Linked DNA regions of Homo sapiens: regions 1 and 2 are each linked to region 3. The links are chromatin loops, found by intact Hi-C in ENCODE. Cell type or tissue: heart right ventricle. All regions are shown on one strand. Each heading gives the region's core, and the rest is flanking DNA. Links, peaks and the distances in the headings are about the cores only. Region 1 overlaps LINC00639 (long intergenic non-protein coding RNA 639). Region 2 has its middle 180 kb from the start of LINC00639. Region 3 has its middle 89 kb from the start of LINC00639.

Evidence for each region. A loop is a pair of places that touch in the nucleus more often than their neighbours do. Peaks named below come from ENCODE experiments on the same cell type or tissue, not always from the same donor. Only the 100,000 strongest peaks of a DNase experiment are listed, where the experiment ranks them.
Region 1: a loop joins it to region 3, with 3 times the contacts of the local background. A loop is called at or near these places in 49 of 110 quality-filtered maps.
Region 2: a loop joins it to region 3, with 3 times the contacts of the local background. A loop is called at or near these places in 78 of 110 quality-filtered maps.

What each region holds. Positions count from the first base shown.
Region 1 is chr14:38,861,855-38,872,966 of GRCh38, forward strand. The region is part of intron 2 of LINC00639 (long intergenic non-protein coding RNA 639); the gene reads right to left. Among named protein-coding and RNA genes, the nearest start is that of LINC00639, 49 kb to the right of the region's middle. In heart right ventricle, for the core only: CTCF peaks have their summits at 5,894 (motif pointing left) and 6,098; a DNase peak (open chromatin) is centred at 5,897; H3K27ac peaks cover 844 bases.
Region 2 is chr14:38,729,977-38,741,088 of GRCh38, forward strand. No RefSeq gene overlaps it. Among named protein-coding and RNA genes, the nearest start is that of LINC00639, 180 kb to the right of the region's middle. In heart right ventricle, for the core only: no CTCF peak of the experiment used is centred there; no DNase peak of the experiment used is centred there.
Region 3 is chr14:39,000,510-39,011,621 of GRCh38, forward strand. No RefSeq gene overlaps it. Among named protein-coding and RNA genes, the nearest start is that of LINC00639, 89 kb to the left of the region's middle. In heart right ventricle, for the core only: no CTCF peak of the experiment used is centred there; DNase peaks (open chromatin) are centred at 4,792 and 4,945; H3K4me3 peaks cover 1,921 bases; H3K27ac peaks cover 2,138 bases.

The sequences.
Region 1 (11,112 bases), core at 1,292-9,291, 140 kb before region 3:
CTGGTGGGTACAATCTAATCAGCTTTCAGAGAATATAAAGCAGGCAGAAAAACGTGAAAAGGCCAGACTGGCCTAGCCTCCAAGGTACATATTTCTCCCATGCTGGATGCTTTCTGCCCTCAGACATTGGACTCCAAGTTCTTCAGTTTTGAGACTCAGACTGGCTCTGCTTGCTTCTCAAGCTTGCAGACAGCCTATTGTGGGATCTTGTGATTGTGTACGTTAAAACTTAATAAACTCCCCTTTATATATATAAATATATCTTATTAGTTCTGTCCCTCTAGTGAACTGTGACTAATACAGCAATTCTCTGGTGGTGTCACTATATTCAGATTTTTCACAGTGCCAGAATTCTTGTTCTAGTTTCTTCTTGTCTGGAAATGCTGGCACTTCTAATTTTTGTAATTATTTTCATACGAGTAGGATTTTTTCTTTTTATTTATTTCCCCATAGTATTTTTTTCTCTTCCTTTCTCCTTTCCTCTGCTTCATGTGCAACTGGAGAGAGTGCTGGGTAGGGTCTTTTGGCTTTGCTTCTATAGCTCTATGCATTCTTTCAGTAGGTTTTATATTGCGCTGTGCAGTTCAGCCTATATGCCAGTTGATAGTGCTTTTAGGTAAGAGCCAGCTGTGAAAAACATGGCTGGGTATATACTTGATCCTTGTTTACTGGCAGAAGCTCTCTGTTGCCTCAGGCAATGGGCTGGTTCATGGAATGCACAGTGGTCTGGGCTCCCTTCTTAGTCCTAGCATGGGTGGGGGCCACAAAGGACAGGGCCAGGCCAGGCAGGTCCACTTACAGGTCCCCTGATGACAAACACAAATACCAGGCACCAAGGAAGAATCCAGGGGGCAGCCACTAAGCACCCAAACATGTGCCTAGGCATGAAACTGGGAAACTTCCTCAGCCCCAAGTTCCCTGCACAGGAATAAGGGAAGGTGGCCTAAATTCCTAATCCAAGAGAGTAGATGCTCCAGATGCCTGGAGAGCTGCCTGAGTGTGGAACAGAGAGGACCCCTACTGCACCAAGATCTCTGCACAAGGACTGGTGACCCAGGCTGCTGGACCATGCAAGTAGGTGCTCTGAATGCCTGGGGATCTGCCTGAGTGTGTAGCTGAGAAAGCCCCTTTTTACCAGGGTCTCTGCACAGGATGGGTGGGGCAGCTCAGGCAGCTGATCCAAGTGAGCAGGTTCTACAAATTCCTGAAGATCTACCTGGGCATGGTGCAGAGAGGGCCTCCACGGCACCACAACTGATATCCCAGGAAGAGGGGCCCAGCTCAGGCTATTGGACCAGATGAGTGGTTCCTCTCAATGCCTGGAGATCTGTCTGCACCAGGATCTCTGCACAGGAAGGGCAGGATGGGTCAGGCTGTTGGTCCAGGTGAATGGGTATTCCAAATGCCTGGAGATATGCCTGGATGTGAAGCAGAGAGTCCCACTGAACCCTAATCTATGTCCAGGAAGGGTGGGCATCTCAGGCTGCTGAACCAGGCAAGTGTGTGGAGCAGAGAGGGCCCAGCTGCATTGCAATCTATGTCCATGAAGGGTGAGGTGGCTTAGGCTGCTGGTCCAGGCAAGTGGGTGCTCAGAATGCCTAATTTTCTGCCTAGAGGTGGAGCAGAGAGGGTCCTGCTGCACCATGTGCTCAGGGGAGCAAGCAGGGGCACCCAGAAATGGCACATGCAAATCAGTTCCAGGTCACCAAGCCAGCCCTGGCTGCAAGTCTCACCACCCAGGAGAAAGTGCAGCTGTAGCAGCTCTCCTCCCGCCCCAGGCTTACAATGGGGGAAAGCACAATTCCAGCATCTACTTCTGAGGCACTTCCCACATTTCTAACTGTGGAAGCCCCTACCCTACTCTAAAGCAGGCTCTTTAATCTCTGGCCCAAGACTAAAATGCCTGCATGGTTGCATTGCCAGGTCACCCAAGAATAGTTGCCTTTGTATGCTCGTGGAGTAAAAATGGCTCCCTGCTCTCAGTCCCAGGTCTGGGAAAATGTCTGCGGCTTTTCCTGATATCTTTCCCTCACAACATCTTCAAGCCTCTCCTCAGGTTAGCTACAGGGCTTGAGAGAAACAAAGTGCTTTCCCTCAGCCTGGGTTGCTTATATCCCCAATGGAAAGAAAGTCACAGAGGGAGGCTATCTATATCTCTCATTCTGGGGCTTCACGCACCTTTATCAGCTGGACGCCATCATGAGAGCTGCTTGGTCATGTTCTCCTATCCAAGATCTGGGGTATCATTCATAATTCTAGTGTACTCTCATTTCCCTTCTTGAATTAAAGCTCATAGAGTCAATCTTTATTTACTATCTTGCTATCATGAAGTGGCTGAGGAATGCTAAGAGCCTCTAATCTGTTATCTTCTCATGGCTGCTTTAATTTGCATTTCCCTAACTTCTCATGAAGTTGAATGTCTTCTCTATGGTGTTTATTCTGTATTTGTGTTTTTCATTGGTTTGTTTAGCCTTTCGATTTTTTAACTTGAGTTTATTTTTGCAATCAATTCACGGGAGAACTTTGAGGACTATAACCCTCTTGTCTGGCATATTGCTAATATCCCTCAAAACTCTCCCACAAATTTCCATATGTGATGTCCATTTTCTCCTCAGTCCATGGCTCTCTTTTACTTTTGATGTCTTTTACCATATAGGGTTTTTTTTTAATTTTTATGCAATTGTGGTGGAGACTACCAGTTGCCCGCTAAAACCCATTCTGCTTGCTTCTTTGGCATATGGCTGCACTGTACTTCCCTACTCCCTTGCAGTTAGGTGTAGCCCTAGGACAAACTTTCATCAATGTGATACACACAGGATAAATGTGTACCTCTTCCCACATTTAGGTCTTAAGAAGTACTCATGCCCCCTCCATGCTCCCTCTCCTTCCACCAGATAGAACTTGGACATGACAGCAAATTTTGACCATGGAGGGAACAATATCCTATGAGACAACAAAGCCACATGTATCAGTCAGGGTCCAATCAGAAACTGGGTGGGAGTGGGGCTTAATATATTGTTAAACTCTAATCAATGAGTGACTATAAGAGAAAACACCATATGGTACCTGATATGGTTTGACTGTGTCCCCACCCAAATATTGAATTGTAGCTCCCAGAATTCCCACATGTCCTAGGAGGGACCCAGTGGGAGATTACTGAATCACGGGGGTGGGTCTTTCCCATGCTGTTCTCATAAGAGTGAATAAGTCTCACGAGATCTGGTGGTTTTATAAAAAGGGAGTTCCCCTGCACATGCTCTCTCTCTTGCCTGCTGCCATGTAAGACATGCCTTTGCTTCCCCTTTGCCTTCTGCCATGATTGTGAGGCTTTCCCAGCCACGTGGAACTGCGAGTTCATTAAACCTCTTTCCTTTATAAATTACCCAGTCTCGGGTATGTCTTTATTACCAGCATTAGAATAGAATAATACAGTACCATTGGGCGGAGGAAGAGCCCCTGAGGAAGTCCAAACCTAGAGGGGACCCCCTTTCCCAAGGCTGGGGTTCAGCCCACTAGATAGCAGAGAAGTTTACTTGTTTGCCCAGGCCAGAGCTAACTGCAATCACTGAACAAGCAGGAAGCAATCTTCTGGAGTAGAGGCTGGGCACAGGCAGTCAGCAACTGGGGATCTTGGCCTGGGCATGCAGAGGGAGTGAGGCTCTTGGGCACAGGTCTGCAAAGTAAACTGCACTTGTAGGGGCAGGAGGCCTTCAGAAGCCATTTTTCAAGTGAGTTGGGCTGCAGAAAGGTTATCCCCAGGCCAGGCTTAGGCTGTAACATTGCTAAAGGATCATTCATTCTGAGTGCATGGTTAGAGCAGAACTCTACAGAATGGCCTCACATTGACACTGCTGACCCACTGTATAGCTGCCAGAAACAGCAGAAGCCCCTTTCACTAGCAATGTCCCTCCAGCACCCTCTAATGAGAAAGTGTAACATCTTACCCACTGTAAATGGAAGATGGCTGCAGGAATTCTGTCCACTGTTATCACAGAACATATGAAAGAGCGCAAGTGGAGCTTAAAGGCAATAAATTGTTAACTAGCACACTGAGACTTGTCAACTATAAAGAGCCTGAGTTCCTGAACGACCACAAGGCCCCCACCAGTGGTCAGCAACCACCTGGAATGCTCACCTCTGAAATGTTTCATGAGAGAAAAATAAGCTTTTGTGTCCTTTGAGCCACATGGAGAGGGGAGGTTATTTGCAATAACAATTTGGTTTTATCCTAATTCAGTACTCTTTCATTTTAGAGTTTCTTGGTTTCCTGCCTTGTTTAGGAAGATCCTCTAGAGTTTACTTAAAAATACGCAGCAGGTGATTATCTGATTAGGAAAAAACTTGTCAAAAGAGAATATGGTCACTTTGGTTATGGTTAGTTAACAGCTACTTCCTAATACAGACAAGTAAGGAAGAAAATAAAAAGACAAATGAACATTGTATAAGTAAAATGCCATAAACAAACCACTCTAGCTCCTTTGAGTAGCTTCTGTGAATACTTTCCAAAATGCAGACTTAAAGCAGCTGCAGAGAGGATGTTAATGTAAAGTAATCATAACAATTAGGTCTCCTAGTATATCGAGTGTCTTGACCACTCTATACAAACATTTGTTAATTAAGCAAGAGGTGTGAGCAGCTGGAAACATGGAAGGTATAGTTCCGTACAAAATTCTACACTGTCTTATGCCAGAGAGAATTCCTCTCAGCATGTGGATTGCCCTGTCATGTGAAAAGTTAATTATAGCCTCTCCACATCATCTCCGTCGTCCTCCTTTCCTCTAGTATCATTTCCTTCTTTGTGAGAAGTCAGTGTGGGCCTTATAGATAAAGTCAGTCAACATTTACGGCTGTGCTGTGTATGCACATTATATTGCCTGGCACTGTGGGAAAACACAAAGGAAAAACAGGCCCTCATCCAGATAAATAAGCATTTATGGCCTATCAGGGAATCTGAACCAACACATGAGCAATACAGAATAGGCAGGCCAAAAGAACATATCACTAATGAAAGCACCACTTGTAACAAGTGCCCACCTGTAGTAGGAACAATGAAGAGATGCTGAATGAACACATTTTCATCTCCCCTTTCCTGTAAAATCAGCATATATGTATGTGTAAATACTGGCTAACTAATCAAGTCCACCAAAAGACAAGTCAGAATTTGGTGATTACCTGAAGGTGAGTGGAGATAAATATTTTTGATGCTGGTGCTTTTAGCATATAATGGATTTATTATATTTCAGACACTTGTTCTAAACAATAGCATAAAATCTACTGGCAAATATCATCTTTCTCACTATTGTTTTGTTTTGTTCTGGGGCTCTGTTCTGGAAATCAAGGCTTACATTTTAGGGTAATAAAAAACAAAATCACCTACCCTGCTCAACATTTAAATAACACCTTTGCGCCTTTCTACCTTCCTCCCTGTAGGAATTCCCTGCATCCCCGATCCCACCTGCCTAGTGAATTCCTGCTATTCTTCAGACTCAGTTCATACAAAACTCCTCTGTGGGGCCTTTTCTGAGTTCCTCTAGACAGAATTTATTCAGCTAGCATGAGTGTTATCATTGCATTTTGGAAACATTTACTGCATGCTTTTATCTCCTGCTGATCTGTGGCAAGGATTTTTGTCTTCAATATTTATATTACTACAGCATGGCATTTGTAGGTGGCCAATATAAGCTTATTAAATGAATACATTTTCACTTTTGCTATATAGTTTCCATAATCTAGTGTCAGAACTTCAAATTCTTAAAACATGTCACAAACAGACTAATAATATTCTAGTAAAATTGTGTGTTGGTTTGTATTTAGAGCAGTGTTAAAAGTCTTTCCACCGATTGTTCCACAGCCCATGGCAGCGTTGAGTTGTGTCCTGGAAGTACACTGCCCTCTGCTGGCGTACTTTTCAACAAGCACATCAGTGCAAGGCAGGCCTTTGTTTAGATGGTGGTTCTAATCCCCCCACCATGCTGGGCAGCAGCTAACCACATGGCCATAGCTATTTATAGAAGGACAGTAGTGTAGAATATTAATTTTCATTTTATAGTCTGTGAAACATAGGCAGGGTACCAAATAGGAAATAAAGGCTGGTAAATGTCTTTATGTGTATTTTATATGGAGCCCTGAGTTGCTTAGAAAATTCGTATCATTTTTATTGTTTCATAATTTGAAATGGCTTTATACCAGTCTTGCTAAGACCACATAATTGTATCAAAGAAATATAAGACATTAGCACAACAGATCAATACACACACACACACACGGTGTGTTTCTAATTTTGTAAATACATGTTCTATATGCACATATCTGAAGGAGGAAAGGTTAGGAATAATGTCTCAGGATGCTAGTAAATGACAAGATTTTTAGCTGCTTTTAATTTAATTTTTGTTATCTTCTGTATTTTCTAATTTTTCTGAAATAATCATGAACTACTTGGAAATTAAAAAAAATGAAGAGAGAAAAGTTTATAGATAACGTTGCCAGGGGAAACAGTAATAGATAAGGCCTAAAGGCAAAATTAAAACTATCCTGCTTAGTGCAAGTAAAAGAAGTACCTTCTGATGCTTAACATCACTAAGAAAAATAAATCTATAGTTGTCGATTACAGGAAGAAATGTGCTTGTCCTCTCAGGGAGCCACTGTTTAGCCAGCCCCTCCAAGACAGGTCCTGTGAGGCTTGGTTCAGCCCCATTTACCTAGAAATTAATCATTAAGCCAGGCTGTTCTTCGTTAAGAAGCCAATGAAGTCGGTCTGCCATAGTCCCAGAAATACGGCTTGTGAAAGACTGCTTGAGTTACTCCAAAAAGAAACCAAATCATAGGCACTTAGAATACCCTGAGAAAGCTCAAGAAAGGGGGGAAATGGCATGAACACTTGGCAAAGAAAGCTCAGCAATTTTCTTTTTAATTATTGAGATAAGAGAGTGAGTTTGGTTTCATTTAGCTGTTCAAATAGAAATCTATTTAAATATTTAAACAGAAAAGCCTCCTGATCTACCATCCTGCCCTCCTGTAACAGCTATGGCCTCTCCACAGAGATGAATTTTATAGTGGATTTGGTTTGGGAAACTTCTGTTTTATGGGTTAGAAATTGATTTCAAGAGCATTCAGCAGAGTAAAATACACACAATTGTGTATTTGCTTTGGGGGTAAGTCCACACTCCCTTGCAGTACAAACTAAATCTCCTGCTGGTAAACACTAGGATGTTTGGCGTTTGAATTGCTTCTCTTTTAGAGATGTGGTCCTGATAATCTCTTTCACAAACTATTAAGGGCCCAAACCCTCCACGAATGCCTGGCCCTTACTTCCTGGGCATCATCCTGTGCTGTGTTTCTTCATTCTATTTGGACAAATAAAATTCAACAACATCAAAGCAACAAATATTTGTTATATGCCTACTTGTTGTGCCCAGTGAAAATTTACTCTCCCAGGTGGCTCCTGATAATCAGACAAATCTTGCTGCTTTCTTCCATAACCAAGCCCATTCCAGAATTTAAAGGTTTCTTTAAATTATGCACCCTTCAAGAAGCAATTCCACAAGATGGGGAAAGGCAGCCTGTCACAGCATTTAACCCATCAGACATTTTATGCTTCCAGTGTTTTACTCTGCCTAGAATGTCCAGACCATTTTTTCTTCCAGCAAAATCTTTTAACCTTAAAGGTCTAGCTTGATTCTCAACACTTCAGCCTCCCCTGAAGCACTACCTCCCTGAAGATGTAAGTTTCCCTTCCCTGATCATCGTTTCCAATTTCCTTGTTCCTACTTCAGGCAGAGCTCTAACACTGTATTACAATTTTCTGTTTACCATGTCTGCTTTTCCTCTTTAAACTATGAGTTCCCAAGGAAACAGACTGTCTCACAAAATAATATTCCCAGTACCTACTGTTCGATAAATAAATACTGAGTGAATGAATGAATGTAACAACCCCTAGAGAATCCAATTTGTCTGTATACTTTTATATGTACAATAAAAAGATTAACAGATCCAAAAAGACAGCGTGAGAGCTTTATCTCAACTCTTCACAATATGTGATAAAATAGAATTGAACAAGTACTGTTTTAATTAATACCTAACAGAATGGCATTTATTAATATTTCTGTAGAGAGTAGTGTGAAAGCAGCAATTTTCACTTTGAGATTTCTCATGGGGAAAAAAAAATCAGCTTTTCAAGAAGAAAAGTAGATTTTCCTAGCAGCTCAAACTTCCTTTCACCAAATTCTGTTAAATCGAAACAGCTAGCCAAAAGCTGTTGCACATTTTGTCACCCCAAAGAATGTGATTTTTTTTTCTTGCTATGTTGGTGTGAGCTTTCCCACATTGCTTTATTTGACTGTGTGTGTGCCATTGGTGGCTGAGAAAAGAAAATCTCAGATATCATTCCTTGATTCACCAATTATAAATTTTGTAAAAATTTGTAAAAATACAAATTGTAAACTTGTATATTCCTAGTTAATTTAGTATTTTATTACTTTAAATCATAGTTCTCTTCCTTGGGAAGCTAATGTCTCCTTAATAATGAATTGTGCTTTTCCCCTAAACTATTCCCTGTTATTATTCCTGAACATTCCACACATAAATTCATCTCTGACCTTTTAGATTAATCCCTTTGTTGTTTAAGATCAATTTCGTCTACTTCCTGGTAGCCAGCAAGCCTGTTGGAAAAATATATTCATTCTTTCAAGTCCACAGTAGCACAAAATGCATTCCACAAGCTAGTATAAAACCATTTACAAACCAGAGGCTCCCAGGCTGGTAATTCAGCAAAGGTCCAGGCTGTCACTAATCCATCACGTAAATTGTTCACCTGTGAAACCATAGGTTCCGTATATGGAAATACAAAGCTAAGTCATTGTCCTCATAATTCAGGTTTTTTCAACTCTAACCTCATTACCTGAATATTTCAGATGAATGTGGGGGTTAGGTCAGCCTGAACAGTACAAGTAGAGAGGGTAGGTTAATAACTTTGCAATAGCTAATGTCCATCTTTCATAGGCAAATCAGTATACTCTGCCCAGATTGACACTTCTGTTTCCAACTTAAAGATTGTTTAACTGATCCATCTCCAAAAGTCTACGACTAAATTCAACCCTTAGGCAGTTTGAACATTTACAGTTTTGTTGAACTTAGCAAAATGATCATTTATGTTGTGCATACTCCAATTCTCAAGGCTGAGTTAATGTTAATATCACCTTGATGTGCTAAGATCTCCTAATGATGTGGTACCCAAAATCAATCTTCTTGTGTGCTGATTAGAGATTGATGTGAATTGAGTTATGACTTTATTCATGATAGACAAAAGACAAAGCTTTGGTGGTTTCAAAAAGGAAAAGACCAGCCTTGACAACATGGTGAGTCCATGTCTCTACAAAAAATACAAAAATGTGCCAGGTGTGATGGTATGCACCTGTAGTCCCAGCTACTTGGGAGGCTGAGGTGGGAGGATCACCTGAGCCCAGGAAGTCAAGACTGTGGTGAGCTGTGATCAAGCCACTGCACTCCAGCCTGGGCAACAGAGTGAGACCCCATCTCAAAAAAACAAAAAGGAAAAGATTTTAGAATATCAAATATCTTTTATCTCCTAAGTTAGATGCACAGACTAGCTTTTACTCACAAACAAGGATGAATACACTCTACCCATGCATCTGTGGCAACCAGACACTATAGTTCCAAGGTAGAATTATTACATAAAGTTGAATTTCTTTTTTCCTAAGCTGCTTGGGGTTGTAAGTAGAACAAAAACCTATATTCTGAATTTAGAAACTGGAAAAGCAGGTATGCTAAAATACAGAACATGATGGACAGCATAGCATTAATCTTGTTTTTGGACTTATTTCCCTCATGGAAAATTTCTTCACAAAGAGAGATTTACTGAGGGAGAGTCCAGTCCCCATTGTGCTATAAGAAATTCAGGAGCTTAGATAGAGGCCGTGTAACAAAGTTAGGATATTTGGTTGTGATGCAGGGCAGGGGGTTTAGGAGATCTAAAAATCATATTAAAAATTTAAAACACTTTGATTTATCATATATTTGATATATGATTTATCAAATTAGCAAAACATTTACTTTTAATAATGCTTGAAGCTAATACTGCAGCTACAGTAGTTATGAATAATTTAAATTTGAATTTACATGTTTAATCATTTCTGTCTTAAAAAATAGCAAAATGCAATGTTAGGTTGACTGTTTCTCTGATTTCCATGTAAATTACCAGGGTTAATAAATTTGCTTGTCACTTAACAGAGTCTAGAATTATTCAATTACTAAGTATTTCTTCCTATGTTTTTGTATTTCTCTTATAAGGTCTTCTGGAAGAAAAACTCTGTAGTAATATAATACCTGGCTCTTTTGACATATTGGAGTAAAGATTACATTTTTAAATCTAATAAAAAACAGATTATTTAAACAAAAATTAAACCTTGAATCCAACTATCTTATTTCAAATGTTTGTTTTCTTTACTTTTACTGTTAATAACATCATCTTAGAAGCTTAATAAATTTTCCTTTGTGTTTTGCTCAGTGCATTTGACATATTTGTTTTAGGTAAGATCTCTTTCAATTTAGTTGAGATTCCTGTTCTCTAAAGGAAATGGGCCAGGGAAAGGTGAGAGGGGAGTAACAGAGCTGTCTGAGGAATTGTAGAACTTGAGATGATAAAACAACAGGTGGTCAATGAGTTTTATAAACCTATACCTGAGTACAGACAAGAAAAGCTGTGCTCTAGAAGAAGACAAGCCCAGAGGTCATCAGCAAGTTGTGCTGTCTCAAGAGCTCTGTGTCAAGGCGGAAAATGTTCTCAGATACCAAGAAGCTGACCCAAGCCAAAGACCACACTTAGACCAAACTTTTATGACACATGGGCTTCATCCTGTTACTATACTTTTCCCCTCACTTTTCCATGAGGTACCACCAACATGTTCTCTTATTCACTTATGTATTCATTTAGCACATGCCTGTTGAGCATGAAGTGTGTGCAAAGCACTGGGCCATGCACTAACGCCATAGGCATGGCTAGCCCAATGCCTGCACCTTGAGCCCCTTATGGAAGTCAGCAACCTGCACATGCTCAGACCCCTACCCACACCAGGAAAAAGCACACTGTCTCCCTCC
Region 2 (11,112 bases), core at 1,458-9,457, 270 kb before region 3:
TTTTAAGGATATTATTCAGTTTGTAAAAGATTTTCTAGTGAATAAACTTGTGACCTCCACTTTTCCCACAAGCTTCTTAATACATTGCAGGTGAGATATTTCTGTGGGTTGAAGCTACTTGCATGAAATGTTGGAATAATGAGTAAGTTCAATCAATTCTGCAAAACAGCTGGTCAGTTCTGATAGGAGGAATATAATCAATATAACAAATTGGACACACATTCCACTTCAGACACTGGTGCAAGGTGTCCCATTGACTCAAGAACAAACAGAAGCCAGCCTCTGTCCTCAAGGAGCTTGGAGTCCTGGGGTAGGAACAAAATGTGTGTAAATGACTGTAAGTCCTTTGGTGTTAAGCCAAGAAGGTAAACTCGAAAGTTGATAAAATAGGTTTGCTCAAATAAAATCATCATCTTTACTGGTTCATTTGGTTTATTTTAAAGGAAAGTAACGAGTTTATTTTTCAATACATAGAGAAGCATTAAAAAAAGAGGTGGGAGAGGCATTTTATAACTTGTCAAATTATGATTTTTTAAGTCTTATGTTTTTACACACACACACACATCACACACACAGGTGATGGGGCTGCCTTCCCTTCCCTATCCCTGGCAGGAAGTCATCCCAGTGTGAACAGCCAGGATCACACAAGGAAGGGGTGAGAGTAGGGCGGGACCACACAAGGAAGGGGTGAGAGCAGGGCAGCACCCCAGCAAGGTCAGGAGATTACTTACTGGAGAATTGAGTAAATAAGTAAAAATATCACGAATAATGATAACCAGGCTTTTCACTGTCAGAGAACATGAGGTACAAATATGAGAAGGGGGAAGGAGAAACAACCCCTGCAGCATTAGATTGGAATTAAAGTTTATCTGGATGAACTCATGATTTTCAGTGTATACCTAGAAAGATAGATACAGAGATATAGAGAGATGAAAATGTGTATATACACATGTGTATGATACATATATGTGTGCAGATATGTATATATTATGTAGGTGTGTATGCAGGTATGTATATACTTGCATAGATTTCCTTGCTCTGACCACTGAGAGGACCTAGGGGCAGCAACATCTCAATAGCAATAAAGCACACCAAGCACACAGATCTCGACTTTTGAATGCCACTTCTCCATCTTAAAAGACAAAAACAGGACATCTTAGACAAATGGCCAACTCCAGGGTGGTTGGGGCAAGGAAAGAAGACGTGCTTGTGCACATCTTGGTACATCAGGTTTAGGAAGCTGTCACTGGTCAAATCTGGGACAACTTGAACATCAAAATAAATAATCATTGTAATGGATTATAACTCATCGATGTAAGTCTCTAAGTACACACTTATATCAATACATATGTACATATACACATACATACATCTTTACATACTACTGAATGGCAACTAATAATGGCATTTGGCAAACTGTTATGCTAACAATTAACTCAGGCAAGAAACATCAATGGAGGCTAAAACTGGTAGATAAAATTGGGATGAGTAGATTTTACACAGTCTCCAAGTGACTTTCCACAAAATACCCATTATTACAAAGGAAAAGATAGATAGGTTTGCAGCAGAAAAAAAAATGTCAGACATCATCTTAACTAGGGGATCAGTGTTAACTTCTCCAGCAATGAGACAAGTAGACAAACAACTGCCATCAGAGAGGATGAAGTAAGAACACAGCATCACTTCTGTGAAATTCTGGCCAAAAATTCTGGGTCTTAACATAAGGAAACATCAAACAGACCCAAATTGGCCTTTAATCTTCATAACTCTTCAAGGTCATGGAAAGTAAAAAGACTAAAGAATTGCTTCAGGTTTGCAGTTTGAGCCACATTACAGCTGGGTGTAAGGTTCTGTCCTAGATCATACCCCATTGTTATAAAGGAGACTAAAATGGAGTCTCTGGGGTAAGGATATATTTGAGACATTTATACATTTAACTTTTCTGTACATTTGAAAATGTTTCAAAAATAAAATTATAAAAAGAGGTAATGAGTAAAAGCACTTACTCTAAGGGTAATGCAAGTAAAGTGAGGTGGGGTTCAGAAGCTAGAGAATCCCATTTCCATAGTAACAGAGCCCAGGTCTGCCTTCAGTATTACTGTATCTTGAGAGCCCAACCCAGTCCTTCACATAATTGGCATATGTTGAATGAATTCTTTGGTTAATTGAGCAGAGAGAAGGGGAGATGTCAGCCAAGAAAGGTTTCATGAAAGAGACAGAGGGGAAGAGGGGGCAGTCTAAGCATGGGAAAATGAATAAAGAAGGTCACAGAAGTGAGAAAGCAAATAGCACACGAAGCAGCAGGTGGTTGGAGTAGAGAGAATGTTTTAGAACACAGGAGAAGTGATGGTTAGGAAAAGTAGTTCATACAAGATAAGAAATAACCTACAATATCAGGGTGAGGTAAGGAAAGAATACTCATTTTAGAAGGCAATTGAAAAAGCTTGTTAGTCCTTTCTAAGCAAAGCCCAATTAATCTTTTTTTTCTATCTTTGCTCTAATAGAGGTACCAAGGCCCAGTGGTGTATCCAAGGAGGAAAGAATACAAGCAAAGATTAGGGATAGTCTGCAGTTACATGACAAAATCCCCCAGGGAATTCTACAGGATTATGTTCCATAAACCCTATGTTAGTGTTTTGTGATGGAATAATTTTGAATTGGGCTAAATTAACCATATTTTTATCCTAAATGACTCTTTACTGGGATATTCCAAGAGGAAGAGAATATGCAATTTGACCGAAGTTAACCTCAGTACCATTCCTCACTCCACCTCCATCCACCAGGAGACTCTAGAGGAACCGCAAAAGCGCACTCCAGGAAATGCTGTTTGTGTGGTTGAGCAGAGGGAAAAAGGCTTATGCCAGGTATTTGTGAACAGCCATCTCAACCCTATAAGGCATGTGAGGATTTTAAGTGAAATCAGAGATAAAGTATAAAGTGATTGAACTCAAATGGTGGCAGAGGAGCAAGGCCCTGCACACCATAATTTGCCTACTTCTTTCTCTCGACCTCTGTCAGTTTCTATGTAAACAGCCACACACAAAGATTTTAAGGATAAAGTCAAGCCCTCCCAAGGGCTCGCATGAGCTGACCTCTTTGTGGCACTGTGCTAGCTGTGGCCCAGTTACCATGGATGTCAGAAGAGTTAGAGGAAGCTTGCAAGAAAGCATTGATTCATGAATGGGTAAGGGTAGTGCCTATGGCAGTTGGGGTGTAAAATAAGGCAAAAAAAAAATGAAATGAGTGGGTAGAGATTGAGAGGCCCGTTTGATGGAGGCTCAAAGTGCTGCAGGCCTGTACTCATTCTCTCATTCTACCAACGCCGACAGGAACACCTTCTTCAGTGAATGTTCCCATTCAGGGTCTGGTGACTCTCACTGACAGACATACATTCAGCCCAGAAGGAGGAATGACTGATGATGTCTATGGAATTGAAATTCAGCAGCGCGTAAAGTATGCACAGTGCCTCTTCGGTGACCATATTGGACAATTACCAAGTTGAAAGATACATAAGTGCCATGTAAACTTTTCAAACATTCAAGGAGCAAATAGCTCTTCCCTGCACAACTGTGGTTCTTCCCATGAGAAGGAGGAAAGCAGCAAGCACTGGTAGTAGCAAAAAGCAAGAGATAAATGGAGAAAAAGTGAGAAACGTCTTTAAGGTTTCTCCTCCAGGTACCATGGAGTAGAAAAGAGGGAAGATTTGAAATGGAGAAGGGAGGACACCTGCACATGCATGCAATTAATTTTTTGAAAAGGTATGAGATGCCCCTCCGTGATTCTCAAACTTCAGTTTGCTCTGGAGTTCCCTGGGCAGTTTGATAAGAAAGCAGATTGCAGGGTTTCATGTTCCATAAGGTTAGGGCTCACTAGGTTGAGGCGTATACTCAGAAGTCTGAAAGATAAAAAGATCTTCAGATGATAATAATGCCAGCGTCCTTTGACCACAGTGTTATAAATCCTGGGCTATGACGATCTAGTAAAAGTTATTTGGGCTGAGCGTTTCCTGAGACTATAATGAGTCCATGACTGAGTGAGCCAAAGCTGATGAGCAGGCTAACAGAAGGCTCCTAGCACAGGTGACTAGAAAGGGATAAAATATAATCTCTTTATCCTCTATGTATGGCTCTATGTCAAGGTCTTGCATATCAGTGGAGAAATATAGCTAGATATAGGTATATAGATATACATATAGATATGGGGGGGAGGAAGGGACCCACTTTAGGTAAGAGAAGTATTGAACAAGAGAAGAAATGTAATATGGTCCAGGTCTTGATGTTATATAGTTGAATCCAAGTAAATTAATACATAATCCACCCTAATTACTAAAAAAAATTGAGCTCATCTAAACCCTTAAAATGAGGGACTCTATTCCAAACGGTCAGCCACATGTGTCCCCTCACAGCCATGTCCTGGAGGCAGCGAACTACTGAGGCGAGAGCCCTACAAGAACATGTGAGAGCATATATCTTTACAGGGTGGTGATCTTATTCCTGTCAAGTATATGGCCAGAGGGTGATTGCTGGGTCATATGGTACTTTTGTTTTTAATTTCTTTAGAAATCTCCATACTGTTTTCTATAATGGTTGCACCAAGCTACATTCCCATCAACAACGTACAACTGTTCCCCTGTTCCCTTTTCTCCACAGCCTCAACAACATTTATCTTTTGACTTTTTAGTAATAGCCATCCTAACAGGTGTATAAAAAGGGTAACTTTGTGAGATGATGGATATCTTAATTTGTTTCACTATGGTAACCATTTTACTATATATAGTATCCCCTATTATCATGTTGTATACTCTAAATAAACACAATAATTTTTTTGAGCCCTGCATGATAGTCACTCTTGCCTGGTTTCAAATCTGGTTCTGAAACTTCCTTGCTGTGTGACTTTGGACAAATCAGATCATACAACTATCTGAATCACAACATTTTTGTAATAAGGGGATTTTAATATAGGAAATTGGTTGCACATATTTTGGAAGGGCTAAAGAAGAAAAAGAAGGAGGGGTGCTGTAGGAGAAAGGAGGAAGAAAGACTGACACCTAAAGATTAGAAGCTGCTAAAGCCCCTGCATTGAGCCCTTTAGCAGCACCTGCTACTGTGCTGCTGGAGAAACTATCTCAGTTGGTTCTGCATTCATCAAAAAGTTCCTGTGGTGACTAGGGTTGGAACCACAGAAAAGATGTTGACTTGGTCCAAGCGTCGGGACTTCAGAACGTCTCTACCTTTGTTGTCATAGCAACAAACAACAACCGCCACATTATTAGTGTCAAAAGCAGGAAACTTCTCTCGGTTCACTTCTGATCTTCAAACAGGAACTTTAGATTCCCATTAGCATAATTGAAAAGTAAGCCAGCTGGCAATGGAAGCTGGGAAATGTAGTTTGCAGACTTCAAGCCTCAGTAGCATAAAATATAGCATAATTGGGCAGATGTGAAGCTGAGAAAGATGAGTAAATAACTAGCACAAATGCTCATGAGAGATTGGCCTGTAGTTTTCATTCTCACAGTGAATTTCTATCATTTCTTTTAAACATGTCTTTATTTTACCATATATTTCAGGTATACAACATGATGTTTTGACATACTTATATATAGTAAAATGGTTACCACAGTGAAGCAAATTAACATATCCATCACCTCACATAATTGCCCCTGTATGTGTGTGCGTGAACGCATTTAAAAATCTACTCTCTCAACAAATTTCCAGTATACAATTGTTATATTTTCCTCTAATTTGGTCTTGAGGTCTCTCTCTGGAAAGTGGTACAAATTCCAATGCTGCACTCACAGGGCTCCAGGGTAGATGGTCATGGATATTTACAGTGTGCTTTCACAGGGTACTTCTTTATTCTCATGGATAGCCTAATGCCCAAATGTTCAACCCATGACCAGGTGTCTCTTGCACAGGAAAATCTTTATTCTGGCAGACACCCCTGTGGGACTCTTGTCTGACCTGTGGATAGCCACTCTCTAGGACAGAGCCTAACTTTTCTCCAGGAAAGAAGTTAGGTTCAGGTGTATTGATCAGATGAGACAAAGAGGAGGCAGCACAGCAAACAAAATAACAGAAGCAGTTTCTTATTTACAAATCCCAGATGGAAGAGGGCAGCACATCTTGTAGGGCCAATGGGAAACGGGAGCTTTCAGGACATGCACACTCAATCAGTTGGGTAGGGAGCAAGAGAGAAAGAGAGGGACTTATGGTACCTCTGTCTTTCATATGGTTCAGGGAATTGCCCAAACAGATGCTCCTCAAGGAGTTCTAATTGGTGGGTTTAGAGCAAGCAGGCTTCAGTTCCCAGGAGTTATGCTATGACTGAGAGGTGGTCACTATGGCATACCTGCACATGCACATTCCATGAAATGTATGGGGTCACTGGGGCAAGTCAAGTAGATTGTATCTAGCTTTACCATACAAAGGAGGTCCATGCCTCAAATTTGTGGATCTTTACACTGCTCAAGTCTCTACTTTCTATGATAGGTGAACCTCATCTTAATTGCTTACTAACAATCATATTGGCCTGGAAATCAGAAGACCCTAGTTCAAGAACTGACATATTTACTAATGATGTTGAAAAAGTCATCTTACCTCTTTGAATATCAGCTTCTACTTCTAGAAAATGGAGCTAACACTACCCCTATTGGAGGCTGAGAAGTTCAAGATCAAAGCCCTGGATTGGAACCATTAGCAGCACCTGCTAATGGGCTAGTGGAGAAAATATCTCAGTTGGTTCTGCATCCATCAAAAAGATCATGTACTGACTGGGGTTGAAACCACAGAAAAGACGTTGACTTGGCCCAAGCTTCAGAAGTTTGGAATCTCTCTACCTTTGCTGTCACAGGTCATCTTACCTCTTTGGACATCAACTTCTACTGCTATAAAATGGAGCTAACAGTAACCCTTGCCAGCAAGCAGTTAGATCAAATGAGAATGCAAATGTCCAAATATTCTATAGACTGTAACACTGTAGAAATTTGAAGCACGAGCTGGTTACTACTGCTATTAAAGTTCTTAAGAGTAGTTACAATTCTGGTGGAGATTGGCTTTTCAAGATTGACCAGGAAACTATGTTCACACTTAAAGCTATTATCAGTTTCAGCTTGAATACCACTCATTTATTCAAGTTAATTCAGAATGATTCGCTTTCTGTCACATGAATCAAGAACCCATTGCTATATTCTGAATGTTTGTTTTCCCCAAAAATTCATGTTGAAATCCTAACCCACAGGGTGATAGTATCAGGAGGTACTAGAAGCTGAGGCCTTTGGGAGGCTCTGCCCTCAGGAGGAGGATTAGTGCCTATATAAACGAGGCCAAAGGAACTCATTCACCCCTGCCACCATAAGGAGGTTTTAGAGGAAAGTGACCCTCTATGGACCAGAAGACAAACACCGAATCTGCCACCACCTTGATCTTGAAATTCCCAGCCTCCAAAACTGTGAGAAATTTCTATGGTTTATGAGCCATCCAATTTATGGTATTTGGTACAGCAGCCCAAACTGACTAAGACACAGAATGCATTTGCCCAACTAAAAAATTTTTTAATCCTGTGAGAAAAAGAATAGCAGGGACTTTGAAGAGAGTCGGGCCTGAACCTAGTCTGCCATCTTACTTTGCTTACAACACAGAACGCAGGTCTGCCTGGTGTAGACGTAAGAAGCTTTCCAAGCTTTGTGCCAGCCCTTCAGGGGAGCCTATGGGCAGAGCCAGGGCATCTGATCAGAAGGCGGGTGTCTTCAGGGTGCTCTTCCAGAGCAAGCTGCCCCCCAGCCTTGGCCAATGAACAGAACAGTCAGGACAGCAGCAACTAAAAATCATTCCCAGTCACCCGGAAATTGCTGGGTCTGAAGGAAGCTGACAGCTATCAAAGCCGACGTGGCTGGCTGACTGCTGCTCACCAAGGCAAAGAACGGCTTCCAGCAGAGGGCTGGGGGAACAGGGCTGAGTCCTGACAGCACAGACATGACCTCTACAAGTCACCCTCTTTGCTGCACTGTTGAGACTTAGAAACTAGGGAATTCATGGGAAACACATAAGAAACATCTGAAATTCCATGAGAAAGAGGGCACAGAGACGCTGTCAAACTCGGAAGTAGCAGTTGTTGTCATGCCCAATAACAAACTTTGCAGTCCTTTTTTTCTAATTGATATTTTTAATAATCCCTTTACCCACAAGCAACTCAGAGATATTAGGTTTTCTCTGTTTCCAGGGTTGCTAGGCAACATTTCTAGGCAGCTGGAGATATTTCCATAGTAAGCAAGTCATGTTCTACCACAAAGGCCATGGTTTGAAAAATACATTTTTCATCCATCATCTATAAACGCAGTGTTTTAATACCAGGGGCCTTTTATAGTAGCTAAAATGAGATTCCGCATTTGATAATAGTAACTACAGCGTGCTTTCGCATCGAGCCTTGATCTAATTCTGCTCTGAGAACGCGCATACACCAAAGAGTGCCTCAGTTTTTATAGGTACCATCAGTCGAGCATGGCCAAAGAGATGAATTTTTTTTTAATTAGAGTTTTTTAAAGAGCTTTTAGAGGTTGGTTCTTTGGCTTTTGTTGTTAATTTCAAACTGAAAAGATTTGTTTTCCCTGATTGTATTATTACTTCAAAAAATGTGAGACAACCTCTAATACAATGAAATTTACTTGTAGGAGTCTCTATTTTTCTAATTAAAATTTAATATATACCAGTGATCTGTACATTTTTGCTAAGTTCTAATTTTGATTGTCTTTAGTTGGATGCTTACAAATATCTTCAGTGTGTGGGATGCTTTAGAAAATTTAAACATTGACTGTGCCTGGAGGTATTTTTAAAAGTCTCCAGAAACCCTGGGCTGCATCTCTGCTGTTACAGAAAATTAGCTTTTAACAACAAACATGTTAATCAATAGTGGATTAAATTATTTCTCATTCTTTGCTCATTGCCATTCTTTAGAGCCGTGCAGTTATACCGAAAGCAGAGCCTTCTTCTCCTCTGAAAGGTATGCAGTGCCAAACTTCTAATCCCCAGGTTTCGAAAGAGTTACATATCCAGAGTCCCAAATAGTTTTGCAGAACTGGCATCCACAAAAGGACACTTCTAGAGTTGTCTTAAGCACAAAGTCACCCACTCTCTTTTCACCAGCAAAAAAAAAAAAAAAACATGTTCTAAGTCAGCAGTGTTGTTTGCCGGTTCCTCAAGATACTAAGAATAACAAGTTTACCACATGAAAACCAAACTCTTTTTGGACCCATTTCTCTAATGCTTTCTTATTTATGTAGCTTCAGAAGGTGAGTTGATTGCTTCCAAAATAACACATTTATATCTGATTCTTTTCTAATTGGGTTTTACATAGGTGAAAAACAGAGGTATAAAATATAATTAAAGATAATAAAATTATCTTCCACATGTATATGCTATCTGTTTTGAATTTTTCTTGCAGCAGTGGGTACTTCACAGAACAAAAGGGTCAGAGGCTAAGAATTTTATCTTCAAGAGAAGTAGATGAAGTGGCACATTTATGCACCAAGAATAAATTCCTTCTGTAATGGACAATTTTCAAAATCAGGCAGATCTACAGAATTAAAGTAACTTTAATATTTGTATTCTTAACCAAGTCTTTGTGTTATTAAACCACAACCACCATTAGGAAAATAATTTTTTCTTCTGCTAAGCAATAAAATCTCATTGATTCATCCAACAAATCTTGAGACCCTACTGTACATCAGGTACCTTGTCCGTCTCTAGGGATGTAAGTGAAGGGAATGTTTTCCCTGCCTTCAAGGAGTTTATGGCCCAGGAAGGAAATACAAATAATTAGCCAGGCAATTATAGCCGTGCAGTAAGCGCCAGATAGAAGTAAATACAGGGAATTAGGAGAACACAGCAGAGCTCAGGAGAGTCCTCCAAGCACCTCCAAACTGAGACCTGAAGGATCCACAGAGTTAGCCAAGAGGAGATGTGGGGGAGCCAAGGGGAGGAGGGAGGGCAAGAGTGTTTCAGACAGGAGCCATGAGTACCAAGAAAAGCAGCACCTCTCTCCTTCACTGGGGATAGTCATCTTCTCCCTGTGTCTGTGTCCTAATCTCCTCTTCTTATTAGACACCAGTCACAGGGGATTAGGGTTCACCCTAATGACTTTGTTCTAGCCAAATTACCTCAAAATTATCTTATTAAAAAAAAAACACCTTATCTGTAATCAGTCACATTCTGAGTTACTGGGACTTAGAACTTCAACATACAAATTTTGGAGGAACGAATTTAACTCATAACAGTCACTTTGGCTGTAAAAGTGGAGAAGGTAAAACTAGAGGATAGAGACATGACAGGAAAACCCAAAGAATGTATTTCCAGGAGGAGGGGGAGGAGTTGACAGCACTCCAAGTGCCTCCAAGGTCAATAAGAAAGTAAGGATTGGAATGGAATTGTCCTTCAGAATTAGGGGCAAGGAAGGGACAATGACTTAAATAAGTGCTGCTTTGGAGAGTGATGGGTGCCAAAGGCCAATCTCAGTAGTTTATGAACTGTCTGGGAGTTCAAAGGTGCAAGCAACCCCTCAGGAAGTTTATCTGAGAAAGTCAGGAGAGAGCTATGAGTAACTGAAGACAGAGTCACAAGAAGACTTATTTTGTCAACAAATAATTATTAAATTCCCACTGTGCACACAGGGCTGAGGAAGTACATTAGATAAAACCTTGCCATTGGCAAGATCAAAGTTTTGAGTTAATGGAGAAATTAGTAATTTCCATATATGATCAAGGACTGGAACACACAAAAATGATATCAGATGCTGAGTTTGGGAGTTAGAAGTAATCTATTTTTTAATTTTTAGCAATTTATTTAATGTAGTAATAATAAAAGCTATCACTAAGTATCACATATTAGGCAATGTGCTAAGTGCTTTACACTATATCTTCTAATCAATATAAAAACGGTATGAGGTAACTAATATTATTTTCTTCATTTTACAAATAAGAAAGCTGAGATTTAATGAAGTTAAATAACTCAGTGAAGTTCCAAAAGCTAGTAAAAGTGGACCCAAACACCACCCATGTCCATGCTATTAAGAAGAAATTCCAAAAACTCATTTCAAAAGGAGTATTTGTGTTTGGAAAAGGAT
Region 3 (11,112 bases), core at 1,434-9,433:
AAATTTTGGCTTTATTATGCAACAATGAATAACTGAAACAGGTACTTGGAAAATGTTTTTTGACTCAATAAATGAATGAATAAAGTTTGTGATTTATTCATTGCTTTTGCTATGAAACTACCATAGCAAAAAAATGTGACATTAAAAACTCATAAAGAGGTCAGGGGCAGTCACTCACACCTGTAATCCCAGCACTTTGGGGGACCGAGGCGGGTGGATTACCTGAGGTCAGGAGTTCGAGACCAGCCTGGCCAACATGGCGAAACCCCATCTCTACTAAAAATACAAAAATTAGCTGGGCATAGTGGTGGATGCCTGTAATCCCAGCTACTCGGGAGGCTGAGGCAGGAGAATCACTTAAACCCAGGAGGCAGAGGTGGCAGTGAGCCGAGATCACGCCATTGCACTCCAGCCTGGGTGACAAGAGCGAAACTCCATCTCAAAAAACAAAAAACAAACAAACAAACAAAAAACTCATAGAGTGATTGCAAAAAAGGAGAATGCATGAAAAAAAAGAAAAAATAACATTTATTTAGAAATTTCTATGTCCTAGGCACTATATATACCAAGACATTTTCACATTCACATTGCATTTTCTCCACAACAACCCAATGGGGTAGATATTATTTTCCTATGTTTTTTATCGATGAGAAAACTGAAGTTCTGATCAAATTAATTTGGTCAAGGTCAAACAGCCAAAACGTATAAGAACTGGATTCAAATACACATATTTGTGTTTACAATAGCCATACTTTTTCCACTCCATTGTACTGCCCACATAGACATTTGCATCCATTGGGGTATAACTATTAGCCCTAGCTCCATCATTGGTTTTCTTTTTTCTTTTTTTTTTTTTAAGACAGAGTCTCATTCTGTCATCCAGGCTGGAGTGCAATAGTGCTATCTAGGCTCACTGCAACCTCTGCCTACCAGGTTCAAGCGGTTCTTCTGCCTCAGCCTCCTGAGTGGCTGAGACTACAGGCGTGAGCCACACCATGCCTGGCTAACTTTTGTATTTTTAGTAGAGATGGGGTTTCACCATGTTGGCCAGGCTCGTCTCAAACTCCTGCCCTCAGGTGATCCCCCTACCTTGGCCTCCGAAAGTGCTGGGATTACAGGCGTGAGCCACCACCCCCAGCCTCACCATTGGTTTTTCAATGGGATTTTGAGCTGCTTCTGTGACCCCATACACTCAGGTTTTAGCTCCCTGTGCATGACATTACCAAGCTGATCCTGCTGCCCCTTCTGTAAAATACATCCTAACTCCCAGAATGGTTACAAAATTCCAGCAACTTTTCTTGAATGATAGTTGCTTATCTCTTCAGAACAGTCTGGGTGCAAGAAGCCCTTGGAACCAGATCAGACCTGAGACCAGACTCCATGATCCCTCTGGAAGAGATGCACCTGTACCAGTAGTGTCCCAGAAGCTTAGAAAAGCAAGAGGAAAAGGGCTGTGCCCCAGTCCAATGGCACCTCTTTAAATGCACTCCCATACTCTGGTATGCCCATGGTATGCCAGCTCAGTAAGTCTGAGTGTGACAGCAAATAAGTACGCATTCGGAAATGCTCTCCAATGGATTCTGATGCACAGCCAGGTTTGAAAACCACTATTCTAGTCCATTTAAGAATATAACTAATTAAAGAAAAATTCTTAGTCTTTACTCCTCAGAGTATATATCACACTGATGGTGTGTGAAAGGTCATGCATTTTTAAATGTGTGGATCATCTATCTTGGCATTTTCAATTCACTAGATGTCATCACCTTCTTCTTTAATGTTGGCTTGTACAAAAACAGTTTAATATCACAAAAAAAATGAGTTTTTAAAATCTCAGTAGTAACCCTAATACTGATGCCGTTACCCCATATATGACGAGGTAGATTTAGGTTTGGTTCTTTGAACAGATACTACCGCACCTTTACCATAACATATCCAGCTAATATAGTTCAATAGATTTAAGAATATATACCCTGCCTTCATGTTTATTTACTTTGCTTATTAAATGAAATATGATATAACTTCCAAATCAAAGTGTAACCTGGCTAACATCCTCCCATAAAGTTGCTCCTATGTTTGCACTAGAAGTATCCTTGAGAAATATAAGAAAAAACCCACCACTCATGTAACTACATGATCAATAATCTCCATTCCAGAATCTTAGTAGAATCAACACAAAGCCCAAGGCATTTGGAATTGCACTGAGAAAAAAATTACTGATTGTTCGGCAGATCACATACCCTGGTTTGCTTCATGAAAAAGAAGCCATTTGGAAAAGAAATGCACAAACAAAAAATATATTTCTATTCCCCACCTCCAATCCCCTGAGTCCAAAAGAAACACAGCAACCAGAGACTAAGGCATCTGCCCTCTATTCTCTCTTGGGTTCTCCTTCTCTATGTGTCAAACACAATACTCTCCTCCCCCAGCCCACTCCTCCAAATCTCTGCATCCAGGCAGAGATTACAAATTCGAGAACACAGTGGAGTGATTAGTGTATGTACAGAGGTAGGAGGCACTAGGAGGGACTAGTGGCAGCTGGTGGCTTCTGGCTTCTGCCATGGGAGCAATGATTGCTGGGGATTGTGGTTTTTTGTTCATTATGATGGTTTGCATATCATAGAATCAAGCATTTGAGATAGGTGTCACATTAAACAAATGCCCACTAAGAACTGGGGAATTTGATTGAAAGTTCAGTGCATTAACCTCCCTTCACATCTCTTAAAAAAAGATACCACATCAACATTTGTTTGTGAAAAACATGGTAAGGAGGGAATAAGAAAATGTCTATATACACTGTCTGATGACAAACATGGAGTCTAGCTTCGTCTCACCTTGTTCAAGAAAAAAATACAACACAAGTCTATGGGGAAAAATTATAAGATAAGGAAAGAGAACAATATTTAAGAGAGCAAGAAAAAGAGCTAACATCTGAAAATAAACTCTTTTTATAATGCAGAAAAAAATTTCCAAACTCTGATTAATTTCTTAGGCATGGTACAAAAAGACAGAGTTTTTAATAAAGAGAAGCAGAACGAGGAAACGAGATGGTAAAATGATGAAGGATTTTAAGGAAATTAAAAATATTAAAGCATGCAGCACAGTTTTGGTAAATGGTTGGGCAATATCTACTAAAGCTTATTATATATATGCTCTATTATCCAGCAAGCCCTCTAGCAGGTATATTTACCCTAAGAAACTTTTCAGAGGCATCGAGATACAAATTTCAACAATGCTTATAGCAGCATTGTTTGTAGTAGCCAAAAACCATAGAAAACCCAATTGCCCAACTGTTGAGAGGGTAATATGGTAGTATACACAAATAACGACATGCTGTACAAAAAATGAGCAACCTATAGCTAGTCTCAACACAGAGAAGTGTCACAAATATAATGACTTGTGAAAGAAGAAGTCAAACCAAAAATTCAAATTGGTTGATTTTATGTATCTAAAGTTTAAAAACTAAACAACAGTATTTAGGGATGCACACTTGGGTTGCCAAGCTGCTGAAAACAAAAAGGTCAGAGGGGAGGGAGGAGAACACAGAGGTTGGTTGATCACGGGGAACTCACCTGAGCACTCCCGGGGCTTGGGCTCTGGTCCCTGCTAATCCTCAGAGCCGATGAAAACTGGTCATAGGATAAAGAAGCAGCCAAATCTGCAGCAGGCAGAGAGGGGAGGCAGGAACTGGAGAGGACGCGAGTGGTGGGCGGCAGGGGTGGTGTGCAGGGTGATGTCCACCAAGCAGAGAGGGTTCCTTGTTTCCCAGAGCCGAACACAGGAAAATCAGCTGGAAGCCATGGAAATGAATAAGGAGCTGTTGAAGTTGCCAGCTTCCTTGAGTAACTGTGTAAACCTCTCGTCTTCTATTCTCATGGCCAATAGTGCTTCCAATGGTCAAAACTCAAGCCTCAAGATAAAGCATGTAAATAGCCTGAGAAGAGCAGTGTTGGTGCCTAGTGGAGAGGAGCCAGTCAGGGCCTTCAGTTACCCAAGGGGACTTGGATTGCGTAGAATTTAGCGATCTCACTTTGTAGCGTGTCCTTCAGCAAGTCACTTTCTCTGTGCTCCAACTTCCTCCTCTGAAAAACTAGAGAATCTAACTGGATCATCTCCAAGATCCTTTCCAATTGAAAAATTTCATCACCTGTGATGATTTTCCTGTACAATGCAATTTGAGAAGGAAACTAGCATTTATGAAACCACTGATATGTGCCAAATCTTTCACATGTATTGCTATTTCCATTTTAAGTGTAAGAATAATATCAAGTTCAGAGACGTGAAAGAAGTGGTCCAAGATCAATCATCCAGTACCTGGAGGACTCTAGATTCAAACGCACATTTATGAGACTGTAAAACCATTGCTCTTTCCATGACACCATGTTTTTAGGGACTGCCCATCTAATGGTTCCTTACAAGATAGAGCTGCATATAGAGGGGGAAATGTAACCTACTCTATATGCAGCTATAAAAACAAAGAATCTGGATTCTAACCACTTAGCTTCTCCAGAGTCATAATGTGTTAGGAAGGAGTGAATGAGAAAGAATTTTATTGCTTCTCTGGCCTCCCATGTGACTAAGAGATTGCCTGAGATGTGTGTGCAGACTCTCAAAGAAAAAGTTGCATAATCATCAGGCACTGGACCTTGCTGTCATCTCGGTAAACGAAATCCTAGATATGGAATACAGCTGCTATCTCAGCAGCTGGATCCAGCTTGGGATGTGCTTGTGTCCAGCGGAGCCCACGGCAGCCTTATGAAAGCCCTCCTGAGCCTGTTTCTAGAATCTCCTCTGAGACCATAAGAAACTGCCCAGAGCTTAGCCCTTCAGCCCCACTGACAGGCTGGGCCAGTCTCCACCAAGTCCAGGCTCCACCAAGGCCTGGATTCTGGCTCTTTCACTCAGTCATTCATCTGTCCCTGAGTCTTCCAGAGAAAGAAGTCTGCCGAGTGTCCAGAGCAGACAGCGAAGCAGGGAATCAAGGAAGCTCTTGGCCAGCTTGTAGGCAGCCCAAGTCCTGGCATCCCACAGGAGAGGAGAAGGGCCCCTGCCTTTCCAAGCCAAAGGCTCACACAAGCGAAGGATGGGCCTAAAATCCTCACTCTGGAAGCAACTGACTGAGGTCCTGCCACCCAGCCCCAGCCCCATGCACAACTGATAAGACAAACGCTTCCTGTCTTGAGTTCCCCATTTGGGTAGTTGTCCCAGGGGTCTGATCTTCTCCCCAATCTCACAAGCTTTGGGCAGGTCATTGGGCCCTCATCCCTGAAGTCAGGCACTGGGCTGAATCTATTCTGGCTTTAGGGTTCTGAATATGTGATGTCTCATCTTCTGCTGAAGGGTTTTTCATGGAGTACTGAAAACCCTTAAAGCAGAATATTTCAGAGTGTGTTCTGTGACTTGCAAATTATTCTGTGAGGAGAATACGATGATGCGGGAGGCACAGAACTAGGTTTCTGTGGTCAGCTAAGTTGTGGAAATGCAGTAAGATCCATCTGTCTTTTGGAATCTTGATCCACGTGAACATAGGAAAGGCTCTGAGAAGCTCTTCATTCACAGACACACACACACACAAATAGATAAATTGGACTTCAACACAATTAAAAACATTTGTGCTTCAAAGGACAATATCGAGAAAGTGAAAAGACAACCCAGAGATTAGGAAAAAAATATTTGCAAATCATATATCTGATAAGGGTCTAGTATCTGGAAAATATAAAGAACTTCTACAATTTAACAATGACAAAAAAATTGATTTTTAAAATAAGCAAAAGACTTGAATAGACATTTCTTCAAAGAATATATATAAATGGACAACAAGCATATGAAAAGATGTTCAACATCACTAATTATTAAGAAATGCAAATCGAAACCAAAAGGAGGTACTATCTCACACCCAATAGGATGGCTGCTATCAAAAGCACAGAAAGCAACAAACATTGGCAATGATATGGAGAAATTGGAACAGAATCTGTGTGCAATATTGATAGGAATGTAAATTGGTGCAACAGCTATAGAAAGCAGTATGACAGTTCTTCAAAATATTAAAAATAGAATTGCCATATGATTCAGCAATTCCACTTCTCAGTATACACCCAAAAGAATTGCAAGCAGAATCTCAAAGAGATATTTGTACACTCATGTTCATGGCAAGATTATTCACCATAGCCAAAGGTAGAAGCAACCCATCTGTCCGTCGACAGATGAATAGATAAACAAAATGTGATATGCAATGAAATATTATTGAGCCTTACAGAGAAAGGAAATTCTCATACATGCTACAACATGGATAAACCTTGATGAAATGCTAAGTGAAGTAAACCAGCCACAGGAAAAAAAAAAAAGAAAAAGAAAAGGTCACACGGTGATTACCATCAAAGTCAGAAGAGTATTGCAGTTAAGAAGAGCATGCTTGGTATGAGGCATGTGGGGAGCCTATGGGATGCTGTAATGTTCTGGTTTCTTTTTTTTTTAGAGATGTGGTCTTGCACTGTTATCCAAGCTGGAGTGCAGTGACACGCTCACAGCTCACTGCAGCCTTGAACTCCTGGGTTCAAGAAATCCTCCTGCCTCTGCCTCCCAGTAACTGGGACTACAGGCACACACTACCATGCCTGGCTAATTTTTTTATCTTTTGTAGAGATGGAGGTCTCGCTGCATTTCCCAAGCTGTCTCAAATGAAGTCCTGAAAATGCTCCTGACTCAGCTTCCCAAAGCACTGGGATTATGTGTGTGAGCCACCACTCCCAGCCTACAGTGTTCTGTTTCTTAACCCGAGGTGATAAACAGTTTATTCCCATGATTTCTCAAGGTGTATATTTAGGATTTATACCCTTTTCTTCATGTGCATGTATTTTTATTATTTTTAAAGTTTTATAAACATATTAGCAGAATTAAAATCTAGGTTGAGGAAAAAAACAGGTTTAATAAAAGAAAAATAAGGATAAACTTGTATACTCATATAGAATATAAAGGAAAAAAACTAAAGAGAAAAACAATGAGAGCTAAGATGATGACCATGAAAGAAAGAGAATTAAGAGATGGAAATTTAGGCAACTGATGTTCCCAGAAAAAAAGTCCAAAATGAAACAGAAAGGTATAAAAGGTACTAAGCTTTATAATTGTATAGAATTTATAACTTTATAGAATTAATTCACTGAATCCTTACAATAACCCTATGAGGAATACCATTTTTAGGTTCTTTATACTACTGGGAAAACCAACGTCAAAATTTCCCAAGGCCTTATGACTGGTAAGTGAGAAGCAGGTCAGTGGTAGACAGAGGCCTTGAACCCCTCCCTGTCTGTGAGGTCCTAAAGTCAGCTCTCTGAGACACTGTATCACACTGTCCCCTATTATTTCCTGTTCCAGATTAAAATATAATGTACTGCAATATTCCATGCCAAAGAATGGCAGTAAAATATTTTAAAAGACTTTAGGGGAAACTCGTATTTTGATCCAAGAATTTTATATGCAGTTGTCTTAGTCCATTCAGGCTACTATTATAAAATACCATAGACTGGATAGATTATAAACAGCATTTATTGCTCACAGTTCAGGAGACTGGAAAGTCCAAGATCAAAGCACCAGCAGATTCGGTGTCTGGTGGGGGCCTGCTTCCTCACAGACAACCTTTTTCTCACTCTAACCACACATAGCAAAAGAGGCAAAGGGGTCTCTCTTGGGCCACTAATCTCATTCACGAGGGCTCCACCCCCATGACCTAATTACCACCCAAAGGCCCCACCTCCTAATACCATCACTTTGTGGGTGACAATTTCAACGTATGAAGTTTAGGGGGACATAAACATTCAGACCATAGTAGCAGCCAAGTTGTCTCACCCTTGTGAAAGCAACAAGACAAACTCAGATATCTTAAAAAATACACCCATTCATGTGTAAATCTTTTTTAAGAAGATGTGTGAAGACAAATTTCAATTGACTGAAGAAAAAGCCCTAAAAGGAGATGAAAATGAAGAAGGAATGACATTACTCCCAGACCTCCAAAATGACTGAAACAAAGATACATTACATTGTAGGAACAGGTTTTTTTAAGAAGAAAAACTAGGATGGGCGTGGTGGCTCACGCTTGTAATCCCAGCACTTTGGGAGGCTGAAGCAGGCGGATCACTTGAGGCCAGGAGTTCATGACCAGCCTGGACAACATGGTGAAACCCTGTCTCTACCAAAAAAAAAACACAAAAATTAGCTGGGAGTGGTGTTGTGCACCTGTACTCTCAGATACTCGGGAGGCTGAGGCAGGAGAATCACTTGAACTGGGGAGGCGGAGGTTGCAGTGAGCTGAGATTGCTCCATTGCACTCCAGCCTGGGCGACAAGAGGGAAACTCAGTCTCAAAAAAAGTAAAAATAAAGAAAAAAAAGAAAAACTAAACTAAAGCAATGTCAAAACATTCTTAATAGATACAATTTTTTATATTTTTATAATAATCTGGAATTTTTAAATCTAGATTTTTACAATTAAAAAAAATTTACAATAATCCAGAATACATTAACAAAAATGGGTGAATGAGGAACAATGAGCAGCAAGAAGGTGGAAGGTAATGGAAAAACATGACTTTACTCTTTAACAACTGGAGAAATGTAAGTTAAAAAGTGCTTTTGGACATGAGGACACATCAAGTTTGACCTTTGAACATTTGAACAGAAAGTACTGGACAAGCCAATAACCAGGAAAATATTTCAAGTTCTGGCCAGAGAGTCTAACCCTGGTTTTTACTTCCCCTCCATCTAACACTGGCCTGTAAACATCTGTCCCCCACCTCCTGAGTGTTCAATTCCGTTGAAGTGCTTTCAAATATCCTCCAAGTTATACCCAAAAACTATGAATCTGAATGTTCCCAAATGTTTCTTTCCAGCTGCACCAGAGTTGTGCTGAGTTCCACCTAGGCAGGTCCCAGTGGTCTGCAGTACTCTTGATTTCTTCAATCAGATAGTAGGCATCTCCAGACCCAGGAATGACTCAGCTTCACTTTGAATTTGAGATTTTATACTCTGCATCACTCCTAAATCATTTAAGAAAGCTGAAATAGCTTTTCCGTTTTCCAAACTCCCCAGACCAAATATAGTGCTGATTATACCCAACAGGTATTAAATAGGGGGGTGATTGCAGTTAACAAAAAAAAAAAAAAAAAAGTGCTTTTGAAAACTAAGTACTGTAACAAAATTTAAATGTGTGTTTATCTCCAAAGAAGGACAAATAAGATCCATACTTCAAAACAATAGAAATGCAAAGAACTATCAAAACAAAACTTGAAACAAGATGATAAGTAAGACCTAATGCATTAAAGTCAAAGGGCTGCGGATTGAGTTCAAACTGCTGTTTTTAAGAGGCTGTTATAATATAAAATGCCATAAATGGGATAAAAGTAAAAGAAAAGGAAAAATATATGAAAGACAAAGGCAAACAAAAGAGAAACAGAAAAGAAAATACTAATTTCAAATTAAAATGAATTTAAGGCCAAAAGCTTTACATAGGGCAAATACTATCATTTTATATTAAGGTTTCTTTGTATCACAGTGACAGTCCAATCCTTACATGCTGACTAGAATTGTATTGAAACACATACAGATTTCTTAAAAATGCAAGGATATGTCTTCAGTAACTCAGTCATAATAGGAGATTTTGACAGTCTCCACCTTGACAAATCCAATAAGAAAAAACTAAACACGACACAATGTTTTAAAAAATACATACTATTTAATGAATATATATCAAATTATGTATCCCACAAGTCAAGCACCACCTTCTAAAAACCTTCTAAGTAAAAGAAAAAAATCAAAACTACTGTTACAATCAATTTAGAAATAATCAAAATGAGAACACTGCAGTACATATAAAAGGATATGATATTACAAATGAGGCACTCAGGGGAAAAAAATTGTAAGCACTTTAAATATTAAGCAATTTTAAGTGTCAAAATAATGAACTGAGAACTTATAAGAAAACAGTAAGGCCACGTGCAATGGTGCATGCCTATAGTCCTAGCTACTCAGGAGGATGACGTGAGCCCAGGAGTTTGAAGGAGTTTGAAGCTGTAGGGCTCCATGACTGTGCCTGTGAATAGTCATGGCACTCCAGGCTGGGAAACTCTGCAAGATCTGTTTCTAAAAACAAACAAATAAAAGCAATAAAACCAGTCAAGGGTAAGCACGAGGAAGGAATTAATGAATAGGAAAAGAAGAAAGTAATAAATAAGAAAATAGAAAAATATTAAAACTGATGTATTACCCCCAAAGATGGTTCTTTGAAAGAACTGATAAAAGAGACAAACTTCTGTTGAATCTAATTAGGAAGCAGATAGAAAGTACTCATAGAAGACTACTGGATTCACATCAGGAATCCAGATATGAGAACTTTTTTAGATAAAAGATTAAAACTTAAATAAATCAGGATCAAATAATGAAATACCGTTTCACACCAGTTAGCCTAGCAAAAATTATAAAACTCTAACAATAACAAAGGCTGTGCATATGTAGTTGAATAGCTAGGCTAGACCACAGCAAACTGCTTTGGTTTTGAGGATAAGCAAGCCTAGAGACTTCAAGTAGTTCAAAGTTGCTTTTATTTTAGTCTACTATGCAAACAGCAAATAGGCCGTGTGGAGGATGTCTATCTGAGATGCAGGTGGGTGGATGTGGCTCCCTGTTACTTCCCTTGCATTTCATGGTGGCACACTGGAACTTCAGTCCATCAGGTCAGAGGACCATAGAATAGAGGGGTCCCTGATTCTTTATATCCCTAAACACATTAAAACCCAGAAACAACTTTTTTCACTCAAAAAGCCAAAGTGCCCATGCCTAGTGTTCAAACTCCATGACTTGACATCCTTGACATGGCAGCTCTGGGGCAATGCCCGTTGTCTGCACTGCAGGATCCTGGAGTCTTCCATTTGTGTCCACTTGAGATTTTTAATGCAATGGCTTGGCCATAATATTTCACAAGATAACCCACTACCCATCCATTTTTTAATTCATTTATTCAACGAATATTTGGCAGCCTTTTATGTGCCAAGCCACGTAATAAGTTCTGGGAATGCAAAAACTTTGGACAAAAATAACTGCCCTCAGTATGGGCAGCACATTCTAACAGGAAA